Linked DNA regions of Homo sapiens: region 1 is linked to region 2. Evidence: read pairs that join two places in POLR2A ChIA-PET (ENCODE). Cell type or tissue: PC-9. All regions are shown on one strand. Each heading gives the region's core, and the rest is flanking DNA. Links, peaks and the distances in the headings are about the cores only.

What was found. ChIA-PET counts read pairs that join two places held together with the same protein. Peaks named below come from ENCODE experiments on the same cell type or tissue, not always from the same donor. Only the 100,000 strongest peaks of a DNase experiment are listed, where the experiment ranks them.
Region 1: POLR2A ChIA-PET joins it to region 2 with 8 read pairs; 1 of 35 experiments calls an interaction of 5 or more read pairs at or near these places.

Annotation. Positions count from the first base shown.
Region 1 is chr3:172,077,473-172,080,392 of GRCh38, forward strand. All of the region lies in intron 1 of FNDC3B (fibronectin type III domain containing 3B), which reads left to right. Among named protein-coding and RNA genes, the nearest start is that of FNDC3B, 39 kb to the left of the region's middle. In PC-9, for the core only: no CTCF peak of the experiment used is centred there; no DNase peak of the experiment used is centred there; H3K27ac peaks cover 145 bases.
Region 2 is chr3:171,378,392-171,381,311 of GRCh38, forward strand. The region is part of intron 1 of TNIK (TRAF2 and NCK interacting kinase); the gene reads right to left. Among named protein-coding and RNA genes, the nearest start is that of TNIK, 81 kb to the right of the region's middle. In PC-9, for the core only: no CTCF peak of the experiment used is centred there; a DNase peak (open chromatin) is centred at 1,140.

The sequences.
Region 1 (2,920 bases), core at 210-2,709, 700 kb after region 2:
CCTCTTCCTTTACTTTATTCTGAACTACATAAATATCAATTAAAGCTTTCTAGTCCAAGTTAGCAGATGGCGATTTATGTCGGACTTATAAACAAAGCCCCAGAACATTACTATACCTAATTGATGAATGCTCTCTCCCTTTCCTGAACAAAGATTTTGGCCTCCAGTGTGGTTGTCTGAGAGAAAATTAATGAATTCTTTTCTGTGGTCTCATGTAGAAAGGCTCCCGTTTATAGAAATATTTGACTTTTTCCCCCCCAAAAAAGAAAACTTGAATGCTTTTAAGTTGCCTAGTAATTTAAATTCCCAAAGATGGACTGGAATAGTATTTGGCATTAACATTTACCTAAAAAATTATATTTTCGGCTTACAGCAGAATGATGCCTCAAAACACAAAATAGTAATCAAAATAAAGCACACAGAAAAGTGGAATGTGTTTAATTATTATAACTTTAGGTAGACATCCAAATTAGGGCTCATATTTTATTGTTGTTTTTAATTATTTCTATTTATTATTATTATTTTTTGAGATGGAGTCTCCCTCTGTCATCCAGGCTAGAGTGTAGGGGCCAATCTCTGCTCACTGCAACCTCCATCTCCTGGGATCAAGCGATTCTCCCGCCTCAGCCTCCCAAATAGCTGGGATTACAGGCCGCCGCCACCATGGCCTGCTAATTTTTGTACTTTTAGTAGAGATGGGTTTTGCCATGTTGGCCAGGCTGGTTTTGAACTCCTGACCTCAGGTGATCCGCTTGCCTTGGCCTCCCAAATTGCTGGGATTACAGGCATGAACCACTGCACCCAGCCAGAGCTCATATTTTAGACTCTTTTTCTGTGAACTCTTTTCTTTCGACTTGTTGTTCTTTAAGGTGAGATGACACTTTGTACTAATTCTTAAAATGAACCCTTCCCTCAATTTGAAATATGTGAAAATAGCTGTTTTGTACTATGGACCTGTAAGTGGCGTCTTGTGGTTTAGGGGCTGTTGCAATGTCCACCTCCAGTGGAATGTAGGTCGCTGCATCAGAAGAAGGTAGAGGAGCCAGGCCTGTGACTGCAGAATGTATTCCTTACCTTTTGTTTGAAAATAGTAAATTTCATTTGTGAAACAAAACCTGCCTTTTCTTTTTCATCCTAGCTTCTTTGAAATGAGCAGTAGGCTGATCGGGGGTAGATATTCAAATATACTGAAACATTAAGGTTGCTGTAGATGAGAAAACAGTGGTACTTTGGTTGAGGGCAATCTGCACTAAACACTTTGACTTTAATGATAGCTTTCTGCCCGCTGCCACCCAGGTGTCTTTCTTGTGCTCATTGGTTTGAGGGTGCATTCCTCAAATGAGAGGGGCAATTCAGGTAAAAGTTTTCAATGTTCCTGCCCAAGGCAGCCTGCTAAAGGAAGTTCTCTTGGTGATGACCATCACATGATTGCCACGGGAATGTGTTTACTACACGATCTGTTGATACAGGTAATAAAGAACACACTGATGACTTTTCCCCACGTAATCTCTGAGGTCGGTATTTTAGTAACCTTTGAGATAATAATTTAACTCACGCCCTATAGAAATTATGTATGCAGTAGGCCCTTGGTAGAGACTGACATTTATATAAGGTCAGTGTTGGTTGACCTAGTTTGATCTGGCCCTAGATTTATAAATGAATGAATGATCTCCCCAGAATTAGGAAGACATGACATCAAAAATATGAATTCATCATTACTGTAAAAGTTTAACATGCTGTTAAACTGTAGCATGTTAGTGAGACGAGGCCTCAGTATCTTCTGCTGGTTGGGGAAAAAAAATAAATGTGTATTAAGTCTCAGGAGCCTGCGTGGTCCTCATGCTTGTTAAATCCAGAATGGGTCTCTCCCTTTCTCCAAAGATGGAGTTTGGCCTTGGTGGGATTCTGTGTTGGGAGCTGCAGTCCCAGATGCTTCTGCTAGTTTAATAGAAGAGATCAGGAAGAACAAACTGGCAAGTGAATTGGACAGATACAGACCCAAAAGACTTCAGATAATTGGAAAGAAATTTTGCAACCAGGGCATTTCTGCCATCAAAACAGAGGTATCTTGCAATGATTCTTGTGCTGGCTGTTGTTGAGGTCTTACTTTAGCACTGGGGATGGGAGATAATTCCCGTATAGCCATAATATGGGAAATCACCAGTATCCTTTAAGATGACAAAATTCAAATTCTAATAAAGACAGGATTTGGGACATTTTTTAAAGAGAGGTGCTGGGTGTGGAGAGGGAGGAAGTCTGGTTTCTGATAAGGGCTTCTCCTCATTTTACAAGTCTGCTTGTCATGAGAGAAGTATTATTCCTGGAAATGAAAAACATGGAGGCAGAAAATCCGTTTCTTCAAAAACAGATAGTGGATTTTTGCACTGCCAACCTAGCTGTTGATCTGTCAGTCTTGGTAACTGAAACCCTATGAGGCTGCGTAACATCTCAGATGTTCAGCTTCAAATCTGAGATCACAAACAGGGTCCTAAAACAAAAAGTTTGTTAAATGCCCAGTCAAGAAAATGGGGCTACGGAAAAACTCAAAACAGAAAAATAAGGTTTGTCTTACAAAATGTTCATACTGCATTCTTAGACCTAGTTGCTAATGACAATCAGTTACCTGAATTATAAAAAAAAAGGGGTACTACCCAGTTTCATTAATTGCCTTGTATCCAGGGCTTTGAAAGGAGATTGGATATTTCATGAATTGATTTTTGAAACTGAGTGTGGTCCTGCTATTAACCATGTCTTGGGAGTTCCCACCCTTGAAGGCATCTTCTGAAGCTTAGAATTTTTTCTTTCTTTTTTTTTAAGAGACAGAGTCTTGCTTTGTCACTCAGGCTGGGGTGCAGTGGCATGATACTAGCTCACTGCAACCTTGAACTCCTGGGCTCAAGTGATCCTTCTGCCTCAGCCT
Region 2 (2,920 bases), core at 93-2,592:
AAATACTGATAATGGTAGTACCCACTTTGCTGGATTACTTGATATAATAATTAATATATATAAAATGTGTAAAGCAACATCTAGCATATTGTAAGTGCTTAAAAAGTGTTCGCTAAAAATTCTTTACTCAAGAAAGAATAATTTCTTTACTCCAAGAATGAATAACTCTTATTGGTTTTGTCCACTGCAGTATCTCCAATACCTCGATCATGACTGGGACATCAGAGATATTCAATAAATATTATCTGGATGGAGCAAGTCCTCACATCACCACTTCTTCCACCGACAGCCACAATGCGGTAAGGTCTGTGACATTTGCAGCGAGGATTTCTGAGATCATATCAATAAAATATCTCTACCCATTTTACAGAAGAGCAAAGAGAGGCCCAGACAGGCTCTATATACTTATGCAGTTATAGATTTCTCCAGCAAGATAGTTTAGGTGATTTATCTGAGGTCTTATCCTAGTTAGTGGCAGAGTTAAATGAAGACCTATGTCTTTTGACTTCTAGTTTTTCCTTCTGTTTGATTTCACCCTTTAGTAAACCGATGGAATCACCCATTGCCTTTCAAAAAGTGGACCTGGAAAGGAAGGAAACAGGGACAGTAGGTAGGATGGGCAGGCCCTGCTGTTCTTTTGCAAAATCTAGGTAGTTGGGTTAAGAAATCGATTTCATTCATTTCCAGAAATGATGTAAGAAGATTTAGTGCACATGGCCAGTTTGACAGTCCATTTAGTAGGTCACATGCATATATATCAGCATAAAAGATAAATAATATTTTCAAAATATATTTTTCTCGGTTCACAGACTTAGCATATTCATACTCACAGTTAGCTCAGTTCAAAATTATTTCCTTACAGATGAAAACAAATAATTCTACATAAATTGATTATTGTCTACTAGCTTACATTGCATAAATAAGTATATACAACTAAGAATATAAAACTAAAAAGAGAACAATCCAAGGACTTCTTGTAACACTGACTTGAATATTTTTTCTGATTTTGGTGCATAGCACAGCTATTTTAATCCTTTGTCAGCTGCTGGGATTCACTGGCCAGCCCTTCTCATGCTTCTTGACCTGAAATTCCCAAGTCACGACTACAAACCTGCTTGTGCACACAAGGAATGCACAAGCCCCAACTGTGTGTTCAGAGACTGTTTTCTAACACATTCAGAGTCAGAGAAAGGCACACCAACTCCATAAGGCAAGTTAAGAAAACTCTTCAGGGTACTAAGCCACAAGACAGATATTGGAGAAGGATAGCTCTCTCCATCACCTCCTGTAATTTTTCTCAGCTCTTCTAAAAAAGTCTTTTAAGAAGCATACATGCAGGCCGGACACAGTGGCTCACGCCTGTAATCCCAGCACTTTGGGAGGCTGAGGCGGGCAGATCACGAGGTCAGGAGTTCGAGACCAGCCTGACCAACATGGTGAAACCCCATTTCTACTAAAAATACAAAAATTAGCTGGGCGTGGTGGTACACGCCTATAATCCCAGCTACTCAGGAGGCTGAGGCAGGAGCATCGCTTGAACCAGGGAGGTGGAGGTTGCAGTGAGCTGAGATCACGCCACTGCACTCCAGCCTGAGCGACAAAAGCGAAACTTGGTCAAAACACACACACACACACGCGCACACACACACACACACACACACACACACGCAAGTTGCTTTAAAGGTCAATATGCACATGACCACCCCCAACCCCAGCCCCTGCTCAACCTGGTCCCTTCCCTCCCATCATCAGGTTGTTGCAGAGATTATACAGCTGTTTGGGAAAATGTATCATACAGTTTACAAAGATTTGCAAACATGGGATCCTTCCAGACCTGTCAGGACAGGGTAACTTTCCAGTATTTCCAGCAAAACGAGGTGGAAATGATGGGAACCAGACTAGCAAATATTTTGGCCTTTTGCCTTTTTGAAGATACTTAGATGAAGAAAAAGATAGCAACTGCAGGAGATGGATTTAAAGACAAGAGCTGGTTACCTAAATAATTAAGAAAGAAAGATTAGGAAACAATTCAAGGTTCTGTTTTGGAAGAAGAGCCTTAACGGGACCATTCCCCCAGAGATACTCATTTACCACCTGCTTACAACAGACCAATGACACGTTATTTGCTTGAAAGAATTTTCAACTGTTCTTCCTACACCTATAAGCAACCATGAAGTTGATTACAGGCAGAGGTGAAACTTTTAGGTAAAAGGGACCTAACTCTATTCTAAGTCTAATAGGAGTATGAGGCCCCCTTTACCAGCTGCCTACCTGTCCCCACCCCTCTTCACAATACAGTGAGCTTCCTTCTTTGCCCTTTGCAGAGGGAACCTCTGATGAGGGCAAGAGTTGTGCACACTGAAAGGGGCAGGGTTAATGCCTTTCGGCCAAGGGCCCAGGACTTTTCTATGAGTAGGGAAATATTGGCTGGTTGATTAGATCATCTGTTACTCTCCCATTTCCAGAGAAGGGTGAGATGGCCCAGAGCCATGTAGGAACAGCCAGGAGCCCAATAATAGCTACCTGGAGCAGGGACCTGTCATCTGGCAGAGGTACAAACCAATCTTAGTCCATCACTTGGTGTCACCAGTAATGGTACAGATGGCTGACCAATACCAACTCTTATAAATCTCATACAGATGTTAATAACAGGGCTTCATTTGCATCTATTTTTTTTTCAAGCTTTTATATCTATGGCTAGGCCACCGTGAAGGACATACAAATTTATTTGCTTGCTTATTAGTTTTGCAAGGCAGATAACATTTTGGAACGGGGGATTTATACCATCTGTTCAAGGATCTAAAAGCTTTTTGGCAGACTCAAGAAGCTAAAGCCAGTCCTTTTGTCCCTCCAGATTTCCATGGGTGTTGAATTTCCACTGTCAAATAAGTTTGGGAACACTAGGTTAAAAAGATTAGCA